Regions from separate parts of the Homo sapiens genome. Here region 1 is linked to region 2. A link is an interaction called in ENCODE POLR2A ChIA-PET data of the cell type or tissue named here. Cell type or tissue: GM12878. All regions are shown on one strand. Each heading gives the region's core, and the rest is flanking DNA. Links, peaks and the distances in the headings are about the cores only.

Region 1 (11,012 bases), core at 900-8,899, 72 kb before region 2:
AGCAGTGGCTTTATTGCTTGCTCAAGGCCACTGCTTTTCCCAGGATCTCCTGGAGTCCCTCCATTTTTTCCTGAATCCTTTATAGCTGTGAAGGACTCACACTTCATGGGCCTAGGACCAAATTCAAGACAGGCACTGGGGGCTTCCCAATCCCCTTTTCCCCAGACACAGGTCCCCTGAAATATTCTCCAGGCCAGGGCAGGCAGTCCGGCTGGAGGTGGTCTCCAAATCAACACAGCCCGCACTCCCCATCCATGCTAGAGAAGAGCTGGGCGCCTTCTCTGAATCCCGTAGCCATTCTTCTGTCCTAACCGCCCTCTTTCGGACTGCATGGAATCATGTTTGTTCTGGAAAACAGAGGAGCAGAAACAGGAGGTCTTCATTTGGATTATTTGGATTCCAAGCACAAGGTCTTCTCTCATGTCCCCACTTGAACCTTCTCTGGGTCTCGCCGGCTTATCATGTCGCCTGGTGAGTGGACTGCGCCGGGCTGGGCCTGCTCCTCCTGACAGCCTTGAGGACTGTCCCGGCATGTTGCTGCATCCCAAATAAACAAAATTCCAACTCCAAAGGCAGTGACGCATAATGTGGACTTTTTACTGAAGGTTTTGTGAGATGACACAGGAGTCATCATGCTCCCCACAAGTTTGTTCCCCCAAGTTCCCCATCCACAGCGGCTGCACACTCCTCTCCTTGCTCTCCGACCTTTTTTCCTTGCCTTCTCTTTCTGTGTGCTCCAGCTCCTCCCTGACACCCTCTCAGAGTCAGCGTGTAAAACCTGGGCATCCTTAGCCAGAGGTCCCCTAGGAGGCCTTGGTTCATCTCCCCACCCTCTCCTGATGGAAATACTTGTGGTCTTCAGCAAAGAGAAGTGAGTATGCTATTTCCAGCTCCAGCCCAGCCCCACAGCACCCTCGTCCCCTCCCCGCCTCCCCTCATCCATTGCCTTCAACTCTGAAACTTTCCTTAGGGATGTTCTTGCCAGCCCCAGCCTGGCCCGCAGGGGACCCCTGTGATTACCACCAGCACCCTGGACAGGCTCCAGGTGATGTCCTGGAGCCTGTCTGACTCTGTGGAAGGATGTCCGCAAGTCCTGGGATTCACCTGGAACAAAGCCAGCCTGCCCAACCTTCTGCCTGGGGCGGCTGCTCTATCCACCCACTATGGCACTCCCACCCATCCCTCCCAGGGGAAAGGTAGTCTTTGCCAAGCTCCTTCTCCACATCACTGTCTGCCACAGATGGCTTTCACTGCCGTAAGCCATTCATGTTTCCAGGGCATGAGAGGGTGGAGGGTGCCACAAAGCCCTGGGCCGTTCTGGGCTGTCCCTGAGGCTGTATGACTCTGGCCCTGCAATTCCAATGGACCAAACTTGCCCCCTCAGAGACATACCAGGAGCGGTGTCCTGCCAGGGCCAGGGGCTGACAGACAACCTTCAGAGCAGGGCCTTGTCTATTGAGATTGGGACCTGCTCACCTCCAGCTCCCCACATACATCTCCCCTCTGTTCCCAACTCTGATTTGAGTTGCCTCCCTCTCTGCCCGCTCACTAAGGGCTGGAATGCAGGTGACCCTCCGGATTCCGGAGGGTCTAACATTGTTAGGAAACCCTGGCTAAACTGTTCCCACTCCAGCTGGCTTCAGACATTCCAGATTCTCAAAGCTGTGCAATGCCCCTTGTCAAATGATTCACTCCAAACGCCTCTGGAACTCATGCACATGTGTGGAGCGCCTTCCCACACCTGGTAACCTGGGGTTACTAACTCAAGACCTGGCCTCCTAGCTCTCCACCATCAGGGGTCAGATCCCTCAGCTCACAGAGCCACAGGGACAATGGCTTTAGCAGCTGGGAGTTCAACGTGGGTTCCCTCTTCAGAAGCAAACCCTGGAAGGAAGATTCGCATGCAGGTGATTTAAGAAGAGTTCCCAGGAAGAGCCAGTAGGAGAGTGAGGCGTGGGGACCAAGAAAGGAAGGGGGTTAAGTAAGGGTGGGCTATTGATCAGTGTCCCACAGAAGGTGACTTTGGCCCAATCCCTTCACAGGTCTTTGAGGCTGGTGCAGGTCACATGTCAGATGACCCTGTCCAGGGAGCAGTGGAGCTGCAAGGTTTATAGCCCGAGCCCCTTAGTCACTGGTAAAGGTTGCCCTTGCCCCACATGCATTCCTAGGCACTTGCACCCTCCTTGCATTTACTTAAAATGGGCTCCAGGAGCCTGAGCTCAGCCTCTGGCAAAGATGGAGTGCAGGCTGTTGGAGGTGAAAGCACTCAGGTGGCTGGTGTGCAAAAGTGACCCAGGGGTATAGGGGCAGAATGCAGACAGCATTGGCTACAGAGTCTCTCTGTAATCATTTCTCAGTGCAAACTCTTCCTATCCCAGACCTGCAAACCTCTCACGCTCCCCTGGCATGTTCCAGCCTCCACTCTCAGCCTCTTCCCGTCCTGGGAGCAGAGCCCCTTGCTTGCTGCAGGGTCTGTCGCCTGGCATCTGCTCACCAGCTGGTGAGGCAGGCCTGGAACCCGATCCAGTCCAAGGGCATCTGCTCCCAGCTCCTCTCCCCTCCAGAAAAGGATTCAACCCCTTAAGAAATGGGAAGTCTGTTGAGGTTGGAGTTTCCTATAACCTCATAAAGGGGGATGGAAATCCCTTCCACATGAAGGGCAGCAAGGGCCTTGGGCATACCACCTGCCCCACAGAGCAGACAACCTCTAGACAAGTGGGAGTGTTTGTCCTGGGCAAAACCATCCTCTAAACCCTCACCTGTATGACCAGTGGATTTCTCTGAGCCCCCAGGGGAGCTCATGCCCTTCTGCTTCACCACCAAGCTCTCCACCCACCACTCAGGCTAGGAGGGAATCACTGGTCCTTTGATGCTCCTCTTCTCCTCTTCATTATATTTTGCTGTCTCCAGATTCAGTGTGGTGGAGAGACTTTGGGAGGCCAAAGCAGAGGATCACTTGAGGTCAGGAGTTCGAGACCAGGCTGGATAACATGGCAGAAACTCTGTCTGTACTAAAAACACAAAAATTAGCCAGGCATGGTGGCACACGCCTGTGGTCCCAGCTACTCAGGACGCTGAGGCACAAGAATCGCAACTCTGATTTGGGTTGTAAAACCTGGGCATCCTTAGCCAGAGGCCCCCTAGGAGGCCTTGGTTCATCTCCCCACCTGGGCAGTAGAAGTTATAGTGAACTGAGATCACCCCACTGCACTCCAGCCTGGGTGATGGAGCAAGACTCCAGCTCAAAAAAAGAAAGTGTGGTGGAGAGGGCTTCCCACATCCCCACAGATGTATGGGTGTCTCGCCCCAACTTGGGGTCAAGGTGTCACTGGGTTTTCATTTCAAAGGGTCACCGGTCAACTTTGTCTCTCCATCCGCCTCCTCACCATCCATCTCCTCCTACTCACGCCTCATCAAAAAAGAAGGCTGGCTTCTCTTTGGCCTCTCTGGGGCATTTCCTGTTCAGCTTGTCATGGGAGGTATAGTCAGTGTCCTCAGACAGGTGGATTCCCACTCTTCCAGGTCTCTCTTGGGTGGCTTGCTGTTTGGACATACCACCTTAACAGCCCTGGCCTCTGGCTGCATGTTAGAAACTGTCAGGAGTCCTGCCCCATCCCCTCTCAGATATGGAATTTTCTCAATTGCTAAGCTATTTTCTGCCTATCTGGGGCCACCAAACGCATTTTGAAACTCAACCTCCAGTCTGCAAACCTGGCTCTACACCTGGATAAATTGCAAGAAATCTTTCAGTGGCAATAACAGAACACCAGCTCAAATTACTACAGGGAAAAAGGGGGATTTGCTGGTTCATTCACTGAAAAATCACAGAGGCAGTTAGCTTCAGGCTCAGCTGGATCCAGGTGCTTAAACAAAGAGTTGGTAAATGACAGCCTGTGAGCCAAATCTAGCCTGCCACCTGTTTTGTAAATAACTTTCTATTGGAATGCAGCCGTGCTTATTTGTTTACATATTGTCTATGGCTGCTTGTACCCTACAACCACAGAGCTGAGTAGTTGCAACAGAGACCACATGGCCCACAAAGCTGAACATATTTACTATTGGCTCTTTATAGAAAAAGTTTGCCAACCCCTGGCTTGAACAATATCATCAGGAATGTGCCTTTATCTCTCATTGCCTAAAGGCTGTTGTTAGTGCCCTTGCCCTTCCCCCTAAACTGCAAAGACTGAGAGTGGCTGAGATGTGACTCCCCAAGTAAAGACCGGGGGGAAGGATAAATGGCTTTGGAGCAGGCCAAAACAACAGATGTCTGCTCTACAGGCTCTGAACTTGTTTTCTGTGCAGTGACAAGCCGTAAACCACTTGGAGTTTATCCTTCAGCTTGGTGGCATCCTGAATGAGACTGTCCCTGTCTCCTTGTTGCCAAGCCCAAAACAAGATCAACAAGTGATCATGGCTACAGCCCGACTATCACCATAGAGAGTGCTCAGTCAGCAGCACCGTTCCGGGGGCAGCGTGTGGATGAGAACATCTTCACACCAGCCCCAAGGCCCTATCCGATCTGCATAGAGCATGCCAAACACATTTAATTATGTTCTGTTCAGTCCCTTGGGCTGGGGAGTCCCCTTGGGGAGCAATTCTAGTCTTGCCAATTGAAGTTCTGCGGGTAAAATAATTCTTAGAATCTCACCATTTTTTGATGAGATGATCTCAAAACAGAAAATCCAAAAACTGATAAGAACTTTTCCCAACACCCTCCTGCCACCGAGTATGCTTCTTGATCTTTGCTGGGGTAGCTGGGCATGGGAGGAAGTACGCCTTCCAGACTTGACTGTCCAGTTTCAGAAGACAGCAATCAAGGTGTGCCAGTTTCAAAAAGCATCCCATGCTGAGTCATCTCCAGAAGGGCGGGTTGGTGGGCAGTGTTTTCTATGAACTGCACTGGGGCGCAGGTGTCACATTTTATTTGGACATCCTCTGCCATCTTGGGCCAGAGGAATCATGCCCTAATTAGCCCCAGCATCTGTTCCCTCCCCAAGGCCTAAAATCATCATGCGTGGACTCAGTGCCGCAGGGTAGCCTTTTTGAAACAGTACCAACTGCTTCCACAGACCATGTATGAGGCACAAGGAATCCTGTACAATACCTAATAATTAGGGCAATTTCTGTCATTCCTAGAGAATGGCGTTCGGGCCATAAGAGAAGCTTTGTACCCTTCCTGCCAAGAGACCTACTTCTTCCCTTTCACTGTCAACCACAGCTAGACATCTTCCTAGCAAAGCTCTTTGCCAGTCAACCACATTCATCTGGGGCAGAGAGGTAGATTTGGGTTATATAATTCAAGGCTATAAGTACAGCTTCTGAGCATTGCCCTAGGCTGTCAGCCAAGCCTCTTTTCCAGACCCTTTTGCCATTCCAAATGGTCTACGCTCCCTCATTAAAGATGGTCTCGGTGATACGAGGACATGACCTTTGTAACATAGCAGCTGCACCTTCACAGCACATGAAAACAACATTGGAATTACAGGCCACTGGAGCATCCCCTGAGCATGCCTCCCAATACCCAATCCAGTGCTGGTAAGTGAAGGGTGCAACAGCCCACACCTGAATGGTGCTCCAAATTCACATTCCTTAGATGTATTCTGATAACGCATATCAGCATTAAAAATGCTGGTCTGGGCCTGCTGCGGTGGCTAACACTTATGATCCCAGCACTTTGGGAGGCCGAGGCAGGAGGATAACTTGAGCCCAGGAGTTTAAGACCAGCCTGGGCAACATACTGAGAACTCATCTCTACAAAAAAAATTTTTTTAAATTAACTGGGCATGGTGGCATGCACCTGTAGTCTCAGCTACTCAGGAGGCTAAGGCGGAAGGATCACTTGAGGCTGGGAGGTCGAGGCTACAGTGAGCCATGACCAAGCCACTGTATTTCAGTATTTCAGCCTGAGTATTTCAGTCTCAAAAAAAAAAAAAAAAAAAAAAAAAAAAAAAAAAAAAAAAAGCTGGTCTGTTCATAGAGTATTGGGCCTTACTGCCAAATGGCCATTGATGAGCAACATCACAATTTTATTATCCCCATCGACCTGATATAACACCACCTTCCATCTGTTTGTCCTAGATCAAGATTGTCTGCTGGCATTCTTTCCTTTAGGGAACCACCTCTCCCTCATTCCATGTGGCTTAGGGGGCACTGATCCCCACTCAGTCCTCATCCTCAAGACCCAAAGGTGGGTGTGTGACATGAGCCTGCAAATCAGACTACTCCATTTCCAATCTCTAGCCGTAGTGATTAGTTCACAGATGGGCACATGACCAAGCTGAGCCAATCAGAATCTTCCCTGGGAGTTTTCTGCCAGAACTATCAAGAAAATGCTCCTGTATTCTCTGAGAGTGGAAGATGGAGCTGCCTTAGCCATTTTCACTGTCCATGTGAAGGAATAATTCTGCAATAGAAGAGAATGAGGCCAACAAGCAATGTGAACCAGAGAATAAACCAAGATGAGAGATGGAGGGGGATGGAGACAGGCACAGAAACAGAGAGAAACGTGATGACAGTTATATGAGTCCTTGAACCCAGCCATTTCTGAGTATCTAGTCTAGGCTTTGAGAAAATAAAATATTATAAGCACCAGTCTATTATTTCATCTTTGTTTAACATTGTAATTGAAACCAGAGGTTTCAATCCCAATAAATAAGGAATCTTCAGAGAATGAATAGTTATTGACACAGTGCTTTTGAGAATGCAAAGCACTGGACTGGACATAATTTTTTGTGTGGCAAAAATTAGGAGTAAGGTGAAAGGTAGAAAGTACAGAGAAAGAGAGACACATATACACACACACGCAGAAAGAGAGAGAAAGAGAGAGACTATTAACCATATGGAGTTAAGATCTTACTTCAAATTACATTTATTCTTATTTTATACCTTGTCATCATGATATTGAGCAGTTTGTATGCATGAAGCTCTCCTCTGACATTCTACTCTAACTGCAATGGTTTATTGTTTTACAACCCTTAACCCTGAGACTATGATGCTTGTTTATTGTAGAAAATTGTATTTACTCCTTGTAAGTTCGTTATAAGGAATTGAACTTTCCAGCAACCCTGTAATATTTCACCTGAACTGAGTATGACTTCAGTGCTCTTGTTTTATTTAAACCAAACAGCAGTACAAGGCTGGTATAGTTTCTTGGTGTTGGGAAAAAAAGTATTTGTAAAGTGTTTTTTTTTCCCCCTTGCATAAGTTATACAAGAAAAACAAATACTGGTTATAACGGACTCACATTAAAAGCACAATGCACAATTTAAACTTTCTTCCACACCCTGGGCTTTTGAGTTATGTCAACCAATATATTGTCCTTTCTTGTTCAGGTGCAACAGAAAGAATCTTGAGTAATGCACCTTCTGAGGGGGAGTGGTGAGGGAGGCAAGGGCTAGGTGGGTCAGCAGGGTGAGCTGATCCCTACTGTTCCTAACACTCTATCCTTTTTCAGGGCCTGAGGCTGCCCCTGACATTTTCAAGATACCTGGATACCATCTCTGAGCTAACACCGATTTCTAGAACTCCAGAATGCTACCGTGATGCCGTGGTCAGAGTGGGAATATATGGGGTCAGGGTAAATGGAGCTGTTGACCTGAGTCCACCCCATGGAAGGCCCAGCAAGGCCCCAACCCTATCTTGCAGTCATTCTCCTTGCTTCCGAAGGTGTCGTTGAAATCCATAGCACCAGCAGCCTGCATTCCCACACCAGATCCTTGATCTACGTGGATTAAGAGCTTTCTTTTTTTTTCCAGAGGAAGGACCTAGTATGATCTCCTGCCTTCTCCTTCCCTAGCCAAACAAAGTAAAGCTAGACTACATCCCTGGGATAATTAAAGATGTTAGTGAAACCACAAACAGCTTGAAATATACAGAATTGGTGATTCCTATCACATACCAGCTAATTCTCCAATTTGGCTGTAGCCAAAGAAAGACAGGCCTTGGAAAGTGGCAGTGGATCACCATATGGTTCGTTAGTGACAACAATTTGCGTCTGCTGCCCCAGACCTGGTCAGATCACATGTGTCCCCCTAGCTGTCTTCCTGGCTGCCTGTCCTAAAGGTTGTCTGTGGCTGTCTGGCTGAACCGTGGGTTCTTAACAACCACACCCCCTGGAAGCGCCAGTGCCAGGAGAGACTGCAGCCTCCCCCATGGGTGCCTTCTTGTTCCCTCTCATGCCAGGTATCCTTTGTTCCTAGGTGTGTAGTTCACCATGCCTTAGATGCCACCATGTTTGCTCACTTCACAGATGTGATGGAATCTGGTCACAGCTGACACTGGCCTTGCTCCACACTTCTGGATGATTTCACTCCAAGATACAATCTAAGCATGCAAGGAAGGAAAAAATCTGTCATAAACAACCATATCAGTCAACAAATGCACACCTGAGGCATCGAAAAACGTACAAAATCCCAAAATCCTGGATGCAGTAGTAATCCCAACACTTTGGAAGGTCAAGGCAGGAAGATCACTTGAGCTCGGGAGTTTGAGACCAGCCTGGGCAACATAGTGAGACTGCTTCTCTACAAAACAAAACAAAACAAAACAAACAAAAATTAGCCAAGTGTGGTGGCACATGCCTGTATTCCCAGCTACTCAGGAGGCTGAGGTGGGAGGATCAACTGAGCCTGGGAGGTAGAGGCTGCAGTAAGCTGTGTTTGCACCACTACATTCCAGCCTGGGCAATAGAGCAAGACCCTGTCTCAAACAAAAAAATCAAAGAAAAATGTACGAAATCATTGTTGACATCTGACTTGAGTGTTTCTTTCAGCACATGAGGAGAGTAGCCAGAGAAACGTTTTCAGAAATGGCTGAACCCAAACAGCACCTTAGTAAGCAAGGGCCTTTTCATGCGGGCATTCACTGCACCCCAAATGGCCACCTGCTCAAGGCCAGAAGGAGGAAAACCTCTTCCAACCACCTAGCACTTTCTCTGGCCTAGTAGTCTCCTCTAATCTCTTGCAGTAGTCTGCCTCTACCTCCCTGGACTCTGGTACACGCTATCAGCTGTTCAATCCCTCAGTTTCTTTCCAGATGAGGAAGGCTGGGGTGGAGATGGGTACCACTTGTTGGTGGAATATCGACAAGAAAGACAGACTTTTCATACTGCCAAGATCCATCCCCTCTTGGCATATGGCCTGTGTCATGATGCGGAAAGAGCTGTTGTCTGGTGACAAGTCAGGTGACCACATGTCCCTTTGGTTACCCTGGTCATCGTACATCTCGTGCTTCAGGAAGGCAGATATGGGCACAGAGAAGAACTTGCACCACCATAGTTGTCATTTCTATCTCAAGGTGGTTGCCACGGTTTCCCCCTGATTTGGAGCTGGTATTCCAAATTCCATCCCCTCTCAGGCTGATCAATCTTCATTTCTTTGTGCCGTAAATCTGCAAGCCTGGCAGTCCTAGTGAAGTTATACTCTGAAGTTTGAAAGGAACAATTTAACCAAGATGCAGCTGGGTATCACTCGATGGGGAGAAAATCCCAGAAAAGGCCCAGCCTTTAACCCACACATGATTGGGTCCTCTTGAGCCATTGCATCTGACACCCAAGACCAGACTTGAAGTCAGTCCCTACATACCATGAAATGCCCCTCAGTACAAATCCGACTCCAAAGTGACTGAACATTTCTTGAAGAGCTGGAGGAGGTTACATGACCCTATGCACAGCAGAATCCCTTGAGAATCTCCTTCAAAATCCATGCCCCTTTAGCATCTCTCCCAAAGGCATTAGCCAGTTTTCCCCTTCTCATTCCCGTTCTCCCACCCACTGTCCACTCCACAGCCTCTCCCTGCCAGGCTGGCTCTGGCCCTCCTCTGTTTTGTATATAAAAATCCTGCCAGCCTGAATATACCATTCAGCAAATGAGAAGCCAGCCAAAGGGTGCTCTGCAAAACAAAAGCACAGTCATTAGCTAAACAGCTCAACTAACCAAAACATTGTTCCCCAAGTGTGCCCTGGTGGTCCTCAGTTTATCCTACCACTCCATGTTCAAAAGCCCAAATATATCTATGTTAAGCCTTGTCCTATTTTTAAAAATAAAATTTCTACTCCTCTCCCCAAGCCGTCTTTCTGTCCCTGTTCTCAATGTGTGAGGTTATGAAAGTAGATTTAAAAGCTCTGCCCTGGCCAAAGTTGAGACAGCATCACTCTTTCACCACCATTTGCAACTCCAAACTTTTATGTGTTTTTACTAAACTGCCCTCCAAACCAGCATGTCCAACAGAACTTTCTGCATTGAGGGAAATGTTCCCTACAGGCACTGTCCAGTATGGAAGCCACTAGCCCATGTAAGCATTGAGATCTTGGAACTGACTAGGGTGACTGAGGAACCAAATTTCCAATTTTTATTTAATTTTAGTTTAAATAGCCCCATGTCGCTAGTGTCTACCGTATTGGATAGCACAACTCTAGCTTAATTCCTCTAATGACAATAAGAAGCATTATATGAAACTGTCAAAAAATATTTAAAGTCACCGTAGGCTGGGCACGGTCGCTCGTGCCTGTAATCCCAGCATTTTGGGAGGCCGAGGCTGCCAGATCACCTGAGGTTGGGAGTTCGAGACCAGCCTGACCAACATAGTGAAACTCTGTCTCCACCAAAAATACAAAAAATTAGCTGGGCGTGGTGATGGGCGTTTGTAATCCCAGCTACTCGGGAGGCTGAGGCAGGAGAATTGCTTGAACCCAGGAGGCAGAAGTTGCAGTGAGCCAGGATCACACCACTGCACTCCTGGGTGACAGAGCAAGACTCTGTGTCAAAACAATAAATAAATAAATAAAATAAATTCACTGTAGGCTAGTATCCAGGATGTTCACTAGTTCATGTATTATCCTCTCAATAGAAGAAATTTTTCTTAGGTCTAAGGAACTGAAAAAACAAAGCTGCTCCTTAACACCTAGTTTAGTTTATTTTGGTTTTTAATCTTAAGGATACCTAGGAATCACATAATCAAGCCTGTTTCCCTTTTTCCTTTGACTGTCAGGAAGCTCAGTCATATTTAGAGTCCAT
Region 2 (11,012 bases), core at 1,918-9,917:
CGGAGTCCCCGCTAGGCTGCCTCCACGCAGCAGGGCCCTGCAGCCTAAGAGTTAAAAGCACAGATTCTGGACTCAGGAAGATCCAGGTTCAAATCTGACTTACCACCTATGTGATCTTCAGAAACTCAGTTCATCTCTCAGAAGTGTATTTCCTCTTTAAATTGGGTCACGGCCACCTGCCGCACAGGGTCATGAGAATTAGAGGAGAGGAGGATGTGTAGTGTCTGGCGCAGAGCAGACACCTGTAAAATGGTGGCTTGTCTATTCACATCATTTTCTCTCCAGTTCTCTCAGTGTCTGGGCACATCTAGACCTTCAGAGCTCAGGACCAGGATGGTCTCAGGCAAGAGCAGCTGCCTTCCTGGGTGCTATCTTGCCCATCACCCGGAGGCTGGCTCTTGCTTCACCTGGGAGCCCCCCAATCCCCCTGCCCATCTACTCAGCCTGTGGTGACTCTTTGTTGTCCCTGCTCCTGGGTCCTGGTGTTGGTTCCAGATTTGGGGATTTCTGTATGCAAATAGGCACCCAGTCTCTGTTAGGCCCCCTGACCACTCTTAGGCTCTTGTTGCAGAGGAACCTCCTATTTTCTGGGTCAGAAATTTCACCCAGGAACCACTTTCTGCCCCAAGCCTGTGGCACCAGCCACCAGGTCTCCCTCACCCCACCCACACCCCCCTGCCTCACTCAGGTGACCTTAGGGCAGCCTCGACCCCTCAGCGGCCTGAACCCGACCTGCTTGAAGGAACATTTTCTGTACTAGTGTCCATCCATCCCATCAGCATGACCTGTTGGGTGCCCATCAGGGCTGCTCTTAAAGGAGATGGTATTTGGCATGTGCACTGGGCCCTGGTGCTCCCTGGCATCTGGTGGGGAGGGCTGAGGCCAGCACCAAAGAGGCAGGCTGGTCCTGTGTCCTGCATTGGTGGCCTCCCCTCTTCCTTCACCTCCAGCTGCCAGCCCCCTGGGGGTTCCCAGTCCCTCCTGCTGCCCTGGGTTAGATGGTGGAAGAGGGACATCAGGTAGTGAGGTGGCTATAGGTCAGACCCAGGGTGGTACCCCTTTGGGCCCCAACCGTGAGAGCATGACTTGGAACTCTTCCTCTGGCTCCTGTCCAGTCCAGGCAGGGGGGGCCCGGCAGCTTCTGTCCATGTCCTGTGTGGGTGTGATTGTCCATCAGCCTGGGCCCTGGGAAGGTGGGGGCTGTCAGGTTAGGCTGGCTGTTCTGTGCAGGAGGTGGTTTTGTCAGACTGTGTCCTGTGGGGGTTCTTAACTGTTGGACCGTCCTGTGTGGGTGTAATTGTCTGTTGGATTGTTCCAGGGAGGGGTGTGCTGCCTGTGCCCGGGGGTGTGTCTGTCACAGACAGCTTGCCCAGTGTGCTTTCACAAGCAGTTTTTTCAAGTGTTTATTGGTGGGGCCAGGGGACGGCCAAGTCCAGTGGATCCACCCCCACCTTGCCGCTCTGCCTTGGCCTCCCCCGCCAGGACCTGTCAGAACTGGCCTCAAGCCCAAGATTCCTCCACCCTTTCTGAGGGTCCTTTTGCTACCCACCCCGATCCTGGCTCCTGTCTGTCCGTCTGCGGCCAGAGCAGCCCCTCAGGGCACTGGCCCGAGTGAGAGCTCCAACCTCCATTAGCCTCTTGAATTATGCAGGAGCCGTGGTGGGTCGAAGCACTTTAGCAGGACCGGGCTGAGGAGTGGAGCTGGAATGGGTGGGGCTGGCGGGGAGGGGGTGGAGTAGGAGGGGAAGATGGTGCTGGGAGCAGAGGCTGCTGGGCACCAGGCCCCCAGGGCAAACCCATTCCTTCCTGGTGGGCGGCAAATTCTCAAGCTCCAGCCTGATGAGGGCATGGCGTGCTTGTGAATCCCAGGCCCGCCAGTCTGCAGGCTGCTCCCACACCTGGCTCTGACTGGCTTAGTGGGGCTGCGGGGCCAGGAACACTAACAGGGATGTTGATTGGGAAATAGGCTCCAGTACTGGCAAGAGTGTGGCAGAAACTGAATGGAGCTGGGGGTTGGGGTACAGTCCCTGGCAGAGCAAAGGTGGGTCTTGCTGGACTGTGGGGAGCATGAGATTGTGCTCCAAAGCACAACCGTTGGTTCTAGACAGGAGGCCACTGGGCTCTTCAGGGAGAGCTTCCTGGAAGCAGCAGGGGTGCCAGGGTGTGGCCTGGATGAGCTTCGACATCTGGTCAACATCAGCCACAGATGCTGTCGAGACCTCTCACCGTGTTCCAGGCCACACTCGACATGGGCCGTGCCTGACCTCTCGCTTCGTGTACCCACAGGTGCCTTGCAGATAGAGAGCAGTGAGGAATCCGACCAAGGCAAGTACGAGTGTGTGGCGACCAACTCGGCAGGCACACGTTACTCAGCCCCTGCGAACCTGTATGTGCGAGGTAAGGACTCAGGCAGTGCCTGGCCCCTGTCACCACAGAGCTGTGCTGCACCTGCCGGGCTCTCTGCCCAGAGCCCTTGGTGCAGACACGCAAGGGACTGCCATGGGCCCAGTCTCTTCTCCTTCCTGCTTCTTTCTGCAGCAGCAGCAACAGCTCCCACTGGGCAAGTTCCTGGCGTCTGCCACTACTTCGCCTTCCTTCCTTGCAGGCCCATGGGGAAGCAGCCACTCTTGGGAGCATTTGTATCTTTTGTAGGTCTTGCCGCATGGGCCCGGAGCCCCATGGGAATTTGGAGCCATCCAATCCGACTTCTTGGTGTATGTGCATGTGTGTGTGCACACACGGGCACACTTATCTGTGTGTAAATGCATGCATACCTGGCCTGGCTTTCCTTCAGTACATCCTCCTGCCTGCCGCAGCATGGTGGGCTCCAGAACCACCATGGCTCTGGGCTTTGGGGTAGTAAGGCCTCAGGAACGGACCAGGCCAGGTGAGCCTATCCTCTGGCCAGGTCTTCCTGGAGCCTTCCTGGAGGAACCCTTGTGTTCAGCTGTGAGCCCCTGTGGTTATGTTGCCTCGGGTGAGCACCTGGTGTGTTCCAGATGTTCTTTGCTGGGAGCGAGTGGACAGTGTGCTTTCTGGAAGTCCAAGTTCCCAGCAGAGAGGAACCTGGGGACTGTTTTGGGGTTTCCAATCTCTGCTATGCTCACAGCCTAGGGGTGACTAAAGCTGGCCACCTTGCCCTTTCCTGAGAACACACTGGGTCTGGTATACATGTGCCCAGAAGGGGCCCTGAGAGCCCCTTCTACCCTCATACTGTCCCCTCACCTAGCCTTCTTGTACAGATGGATGTCATTAAAAGTTAAACTGTTGACCGGGTGTGGTGGCTCACGCCTGTAATCCCAGCACTTTGGGAGGCTGAGGCAGGCAGATCACGAGGTCAGGAGATCGAGACCATCCTGGCCAACATGGTGAAACCCCGTCTCTACTAAAACTACAAAAATTAGCTGGGCGTGGTGGCGCGTGCCTGTAATCCCAGCTACTCAGGAGGCTGAGGTAGGAAAATCGCTTGAACCAGAGGTTGCAGTGAGCCAAGGTCGCGCCACTGCACTCCAGCTTGGTGAAAGAGCAAGACTCCATCTCAAAAAAAAAAAAAAAGTACAACTGTCTCCACCCAGGGGATTGTAAAGGAAAGCGGACATGGCTCCTTGCAGTGATGATTCCATCACGCCAAGTGCTTAGCGCGGCTTCCTGAGGGGTGTCGTCTGACTCTCCACCCAGTGCACGTGGTGGGTGATGGCGGTGGCCTGTCCGACTCTTTGGGGCCATGTGGTCAGACTTGCTTACTCAGAGCAGAGAGAATTAGGCTGTCAAGGCTGTCAACCAAAATACACTTATCAAGGAGTTGCTGTCTGTCATGGGAGAGGGTGGTTCTGGAGAGGCCACAGGCTGCCAGCCCATTCGGTGACCAGTTGAGCTGCAGAGGAACTATTTGTGGTGGGCAAATTGTGCTTCAGAGACTATTAAAGATGCTTCATGAGAGTTGGGGGCATGGGATGGGAGGTCCCCTAGCTTACTGTCAGGTGTCTTACTCCTCAAGGCTCAGGCCTCAGGTCAGCTTGTCTGTCTTCAGGAACAAGAGCCTGAAAACTTCCCAAATGGCCTAGAGGAGTGGAGTTGTAAGCGGCACAGCCTTGGCCCCACCCTGCCCCAGGCAGAGTGTCTGGCAGGCATTGGGGCTGGCGAGTCCACTCCAACAGAGGAGCAGCTGGAATGACCCTTCTCAAAGATCTGCCTCCTCCCACCCTGACTATCGCAAATGCTGTGCTCTCTAGAGCTCTGCTCACAAGACTGTAGGGTCGAGAGTGGCAGTTCCAGGCCTCAGCAAGAAAGCCTTTGCATGTGGCTGCACCAGGGAGAGGAGAGGCCCAGTAGAGCCACTGTAAACCCAAGCCAGCTGCAAGGGCGTGGCCTATGGGCACATTTCCCAGGGCACAGCTACAGGAGGCAGTGCTGAGGCAGAAGAAGGCCCAGAGGTGGATGGACCCCCGCATTGTCCTCTTGACTAGGCAGCATTCTCTGAAGTCACTGTTACACTGGCCCCAGCCCTGGAGGCAGAGCAGTGGGTCTCTTTGGAGATCGACTGAGCTCAGCTGCTGTAGCTGGCAGCTCAGTCACTGCCCAGGGAGCTCTTATGTGCAGCCCCTTGGAGCATCCCTGTCTGTGGGGCTCCCTGTTTACACATGGTAGACTCAGGCAGGGCCCTGACTGGCTCTTGCCATGGCCCAACCCCTAACTCTACCAGCTCTTCTTGAATCTACCCTTCTGGCTCCATCCCCACATGCCTTTTGGTAGGAAATACGGGGGTTCCTTTAGTTCCAGCCCCACTTGCCAGGGACTCCAAAACAGCCAAACCTGACTTCTGTTGTCTCTCTCACACACACATACGACGTTCCTCTAGGCCCTGATGTCTCAGGACCGTTTCTAAGCTCTGTCCCCAGGACCTGCCTCATGTAGACCCTAATTGAATCTACACCACCCTGCTTTGCCAAGAGCAACCTGCCCCATAGGCCCTACTGTCCTACTGACAGGACTTAGGCACACCTGAAAGGCCCTGCTCCCTGGGTGCCTTGCCTCTGGTGCCCCCACTGCTCGTCATCTCATGGTTGGCAAAACCCCTGCCTTCTGCCCTCAGCAGTACTAGGGGCCCTTCAGCCCCAGCGCCTGGGGACAGCCTGTACTGGGCTGACCACCAGCTCTGCATCCTGAGCCCTGCTTGTGGGTGGATGGCCGTGGAGGAGTCCCCAGTGCCAGCCTGCTTTCTGGCCTGCACCCCGTCCCATCTCCCAGCAGAGAGGCTTCGAGGTTTCCTCCCACAGCAGGCTCCTGAGCCTCAGACGGCTTGATGTGGGCTCTAGCCCTGAACTTCTCAGCCGCAGCACTGTTGACATTTTGGGCTGGACGATTCTTAGTTGTGAGGGGCCATCCTGTGCATTGGAGGGTGTTTAGCAGCATCTCTAGCTCACTAGATGCCAGTGGCACCCCTCAGTCAAAACAAACGTTGCAACGTGTCACCTGGGGGAAATTACTGATGGCTTCCCACTGCCATTGTCTCCACCCATCTGACTCTCTTCACCTGTGTCCACTGGCCGCAAGGCTTCGTCTCCTCATCAGACTTGGCTTCGGTGTCTACCTCACATCTCCCTTCTGTCCCCCAAATTCTCAGGGCTCCCAGTGTCGCTCTCTGAGGCCACGCGACTGCTACATTTAATGGGACAGTACACGTGAAGCACCAGGCACATTGCCAGGCACACAGGAAGCACTTGCTAGTCAGTAGCCTCTGCAGCTAGCACTCGGCTACTAGTCAGTAGCCTCTCGGATAGCACTGTGGGGGGATGTGTCATCCAGTTACATCTGACTTTGTTCACAGTTGCCTGCAGCTCCACCCACAGTCTAGCAGGCCCAGGCATGCTGGGTGGGCCAGAGCCTTTCTCCTTCACCACCTGACTCTCCCTGAGTGACTCATTCTCTCCTTCCATCTACAGCTCTCTGGGTGTACAGCTGCTGGGGCCAGGGTGGAGCCCTGCCCTCCTCAGAGCCTGGCCTACCTGTGCCAGGACTACCAGCCTTCCCCCTTTCTCTAGGGACCTGGCTGCGGGCCACAGCTGTCTAAAACAGGGACAGTGCCTTTTTCCCCACAGGTGCCCAGACATGCTCCTTACACCGGTGGTGTGTGTGGGGGTGGCTTCTAGTGGCTCCTGTACCTTGGCAGGTTTGTGGGCTGGGTGGGCCTTGACCCCAGAGCCCGGTCCACAGGGTCTGTCTGAGCTGTGGGGTGCGTGTGAGGCATGGGGGCCTGCCTGTGCCCCATTTTCACCTGCCCCGGCCCCACCCTCGGCCTCCCTGGCGCCTGCTGGCGGGCCTCAGCCCTGTCCACCATGTCCTCCATGAGTCCTGAGTCTTTTGTGAGTGATGTGGTTCGTGTGCACCTGTGTGCATGTGTGTGTGCGAGGGGGCACAGGAGTCTCGTCTCGTCTCCGTGCTGTGTGGGCAGATGAAGGTTGGCCTGTTTTTACTCTCTCTGTGTTTCTCCTTGTCTTTTTTTTATTCCCTCCTCATCTTCATCGCACTCTGCCATCAACCCAAACTCTCATCTCTCAGATCAGCGAGAAGGTTGGTCCTTTTCACTTCTTATCCATCTACAGTTCGCCCATCGATGGGACACGCCTGTCAGTAGGGCCCAGCGGGCTCGGTCAGCTCCCTCAGGCTCACTGCGCCGTGCCTGCCTGCCAGTCTCTGTTGTTTGGGCCGGCGGGCAGGCAGGACCAGGGATGGGTGGGCAGACCCCTGACCTGCATGTTCCTGCTGCTTGGGTCCCTGGTGCACCACGTGTCTGCATGTCCCCTTAGCCTGGTTCCCCTGCAAGGGTGGTGGGGTGGGCATGCTGCATGGCATGAAACTGTACCCCACCTTTGCACCCAGGCCGGGCCAGCTGTCTGATCCAGGCGGTGCTCAGGAATGGTTGTGGGGGGCTGTGGTCAGAGAGAGGTGTAAGACCTGTAGCGCTTTGTGTGCACCTGTGGGACCTTTCACCGCCCTCCTCGCCTAGAGACCCAGGCTCAGCCGAAACTACTGGAACATTAAGGCGAGAGGCTAGAGCAGGCTGTCCTCCCAGTATCCTGCAGCACAGGGCAAAAGTCCTGCAGTGTGTACCCTGTCCTTGAGGCCCTCAGGTCCCCCACCAGGGCTTAATGGGGCAGTCAGCCCTGGTCTGCCTCAGGGAGCTTGGTGTCCATGGCGCAGGGTGAGTAGCGTCATCTTGGCACCCTGAGGAAGTCTCCCATAAGGTTGTCTTTTCCTTCTCCAGCCAGATCCAAATTAAGATCCTCCTACCTGCCCCAGGCCCCTCTGCCCAAGCTTCCCAGCTAGCTCCCGTGTCTGTTTGAGGGTGGAATTTAGCCCACCAGCCAGCTAACTGACATTCCTTAGCTTGATGCTTTGCATTCAGACTCAAGTTGCTTCTACCTGGAGTAACTGAACGGTCAGCTGCAACTTAGCAGGATCCATATGGGAGCCTGGAAGTGGCCCCTGACTCAGCCACAGGTTAGGAAGGGTTTCCTGGAGACTGTCCTTGAGCCCATTCCAGAGCAGGTCTGTTTGGGGCTTGGTTTTCCGCCCCACCCTTGGAGCCAGACCCCCACCACTGATGCTGGGGTTGGCAGCAGGGGCTAGTGGTCATTCATGTATCACATGGTCTGTGTGGTCAGAGGAGACTCACCTGTCCATTGGGTTTTGGGGGTTCAGGATAGCAGTGTAGGACAGGCTGAGCCTCAGGGAGCAAACCCAGGCCATCCTCGTTCCCTCTGCCACATCCTCCGTGGCTTGAGTTTCCTCTGTGAGGGTGAGGGAGCCGGTCGAGAGGAGGGCTATAGCCTAGGCTCAGATATCAGCCCTGAGCATCCATCCATATGCACAGCTGAGCACTGGGGCATTTCTGTTACACCATTTTGCTGACCGGGCAGATCTGCGAGGGCGTCCAGAAAACAGTCATCAGCAGAGACAGCCCAGCCCAGAGTGGCTCCTTCCATGCCCCTTCCTCTACCCTCCTGGTCCCTCGTCCCCTCCCTTCCCCCACCCCACCCTATGGTCCCACCAAAAATAAGCACATGGACAAATATTTAGCGGGAAGGCAGACATGAGTTTCTAAATATTCCAGGGGGATTTGCCGGGCTGGTAATTTGTTTGGTGCTGATAATTGCATCTTACATTTTTCCAGCTTTACTTAAAACTGTGTGCCGGGTTTGCCGGCATTTAATTACTGCTCTGCGGCAGCCACAAGGTTATTTATTAAAGAGTTATTTTATCTTGATACAGTGGATCCTGCCCCTCATCCCCTCCTTAATGTTGTGTTATTTTCATCAGAGAAATTTCTCTGAGTGAATGCAGATTGCGGGGCTGCCTCCCCCTGCGATTAGGCTGTCACTCTACTGAATGCTGATGCCTCTGGGCGCCGCACCGCCCTATTATAGGGGGTTGTCAGCGCAAATAATTAGACTTAAAAGTTACAGCTGAAATATAATCCAGAAATGGCAGGGCCCTGTTTTGGAAATTGTCTATAAAATGTCAGCACTAAGGATGCACAGGGAACGGTAATATACTGGCATTGTTGGAGCCTAAGATTAGACCCTGAGTGCATTTTTCCCAGCTCCAGTTTTTCTTTCCCTGCTGTTGCTTCTGTCAATAGACTGTCCAGGGTGAGGCCTGTTCCTTTTTGGAGGCCCTGTGCCTGCAGCAGTGGGTGGAGGATGGTTGGGGCTGCTGCAGTGAGATGCCAGCCACTCCAGCTGTTGGCATGGGGGTGGCTGTCTGGGCAGGTCTAGGATGCGGGTCCCTGTTGGCACTTGGAATACAAGGAGGTTGTCCCTTGCCTGTTTCCCCCACCCTTCCTCTGTAGACATACCCTGACCTCCCTCACATGGAAAATGTCTCAGTCTCAGTAACGTTTCTGCGTGGCTGAAGCCCAGTGTCCTTGTGAGAGTGAAGGTGGTGTGCCCAGGAGCCTCTGGACCTGAGGCCCTTGCTTGGTGTTGCAGGTGACCCTAAAGGCCACTGTTGACCTCTCACACTTATGCCTAGCCCCTAGAGCTCTCCCTGCCCCCTGCATCTAGGAGGGAAAAAATAAACACAACTCTTCTGTGAAGCGCCTCAATTTCCTGACAGCCGCAGGAGTTGGAGGCTTTAGAAGACGTGGCTCAGGGCGTTGGCCTGACCTCCAGGGCTGATCCATGAAGTCCGCCTTTTGGCCTGAAGACCCTGTCCTCCAGGGACAATTTGGGGGTAAAGTCCAGTCAAGTTTCTAGGTTGGTGCCCAAGGTTTATTGGCCAAGGACCTACTTCCTTCTGCTGGGGCTCTTTGTCCTGGTATCCAACGACGTGATTAGGCCCCATGATTCCACCACCGACTGGGGTCAAGCCTGCAATCATGACCTCTCCCTGGCACAGGCTGTCTAAACCCATCCTTACGCCCGCTGGAGCAGCGTCCTCTCCTGCCAGCCTCTGCTAATTCTGATGCTTCTCCCCAGAGCCTTCTGGGTCTTTTTTCAGGCCTGTCAGCTAGGGCTCGAAAGGGTGACAGTTTTTCATCACACAGACCTACTCCTACTACGTATATAAACTTGGTCATGTGGCTTGGTTTTAAAACAGTTCCCTTGACTGTAATTGGCAGGTGATAGCATCTACAGCATGGAAACCTGCACCTAGTAGGTGCTTAAGCATAGCTTCCCTTCCCATGAAGAGGAGGAGACAGGGCACCCACTGGCCGAGAGGACAGGAGAGATTTAGTTCATTAAGGCTGCTCCTCTGTGCTGCCCCCACCCCGCTTCTGTGGCAGGCCTGGACCTGATCTGCAAACAGACTTGCCTGCCTGTGCCTGTCCCTGAGGCCCATCTCCAGAGCAGAGGGAGGGCATGCACCGCTGGGCTGGGTGGTGGTCCTGGCTGAGCCTCCTGCTCTCACCTTGGACCATTTGAGGTGCGTGCTCAGAGAGTCCTTTGTTGCCATGAGACACTTGCCAGCCATGCCCCGGGATCCACCTGTTCTGCCACAAGAACTGTGTCTGTGACATGCTGTCATCATTGGTAGAGACTCCTGGCACTAGAACAGATGACAGAAACCCACTTATACCAGCGTAAGCAAAACAAGGAAGTCCTGTGTTACAAATCTGAAAAGTGTAGTAGATTTGGTGCTGGGCAGGGCTAGATCCAGGTACTTAAACAGGTTGGCCAGTCATTTGTCTGTCTGTTTCTGAGCTCTCCTCTCCTCTGTCGACATCTTTGTTCTCAAGCAGCTTTTCCTGTGTGTTGGGAGAAGCCATCCCCAGCTGCTCTAAGCTTAGCTACCTCAGTAGAGAGAGAAGGTCGCTTTTCTAATAGTTTCTGCGGAAGTCCAAAGGCTGTTTCTCCATAGTCAGATCTGGGTCACACACCCCATGTATGAAGAATGCAGGTAGAAGTGGTTTCCTTAAAGACAATGGGAATGCTCATTGATTTGAGGAGAAAGCAGAACCCTGAATGTCTACAAGATACTCTCATGCCCTAGGTGAACCTGGGGACACAGATCCAGCCCACCAGCACCTGTCAGGCCTGGTCTCTGGGGCTGCCAGGGTTTGGGTTCTGTCTGGAGCACCAGAGTAAGGCAGGCTGTGGAAGGAGTTGAAGCAAGTGCTAAATTAGGTAGGGTCTCTTGGGCTGGGCAGAGGAGTCACTGGGAGCCATGCAGGAGCTTGTTAAACAGGGAGTGGCATCAGATTTGTGCCAGCTGTTTGTGGAGGGCCCGTGAGCAGGAATTGGGGCAGTGGACAACAAGGCAGGAGGACTGACGCAGAACACATTGCAGCAACTCAGGGAAGGATGATGATGGCTTGGACTTTGGTGGTGGCAGTTGCCTGTGTGTATGGAGAGAAATACATGGATTTGGAAGATATGTTATGCCACGCTGTTGACAGGACCTGGTGACTTGCTGAATGTCTGATCTCTGGGTCTAAGTTTTGACCCCTGTATGGTGAGGTCAGACGTTGGACCGGGAGGTCTCTGAAGTTGCTTCTAGCTCTAGTTCTG

Evidence for each region. Peaks named below come from ENCODE experiments on the same cell type or tissue, not always from the same donor. Only the 100,000 strongest peaks of a DNase experiment are listed, where the experiment ranks them.
Region 1: POLR2A ChIA-PET joins it to region 2 with 10 read pairs; 3 of 35 experiments call an interaction of 5 or more read pairs at or near these places.

The regions. Positions count from the first base shown.
Region 1 is chr1:43,505,342-43,516,353 of GRCh38, forward strand. No RefSeq gene overlaps it. Among named protein-coding and RNA genes, the nearest start is that of PTPRF, 20 kb to the right of the region's middle. In GM12878, for the core only: no CTCF peak of the experiment used is centred there; a DNase peak (open chromatin) is centred at 4,810.
Region 2 is chr1:43,576,524-43,587,535 of GRCh38, forward strand. It overlaps PTPRF (protein tyrosine phosphatase receptor type F), which reads left to right. Exons shown (of 34, transcript NM_002840.5): 7 at 2,287-2,397. Among named protein-coding and RNA genes, the nearest start is that of PTPRF, 51 kb to the left of the region's middle. RefSeq lists enhancers at 4,739-5,560, 5,722-5,991. In GM12878, for the core only: no CTCF peak of the experiment used is centred there; a DNase peak (open chromatin) is centred at 5,888.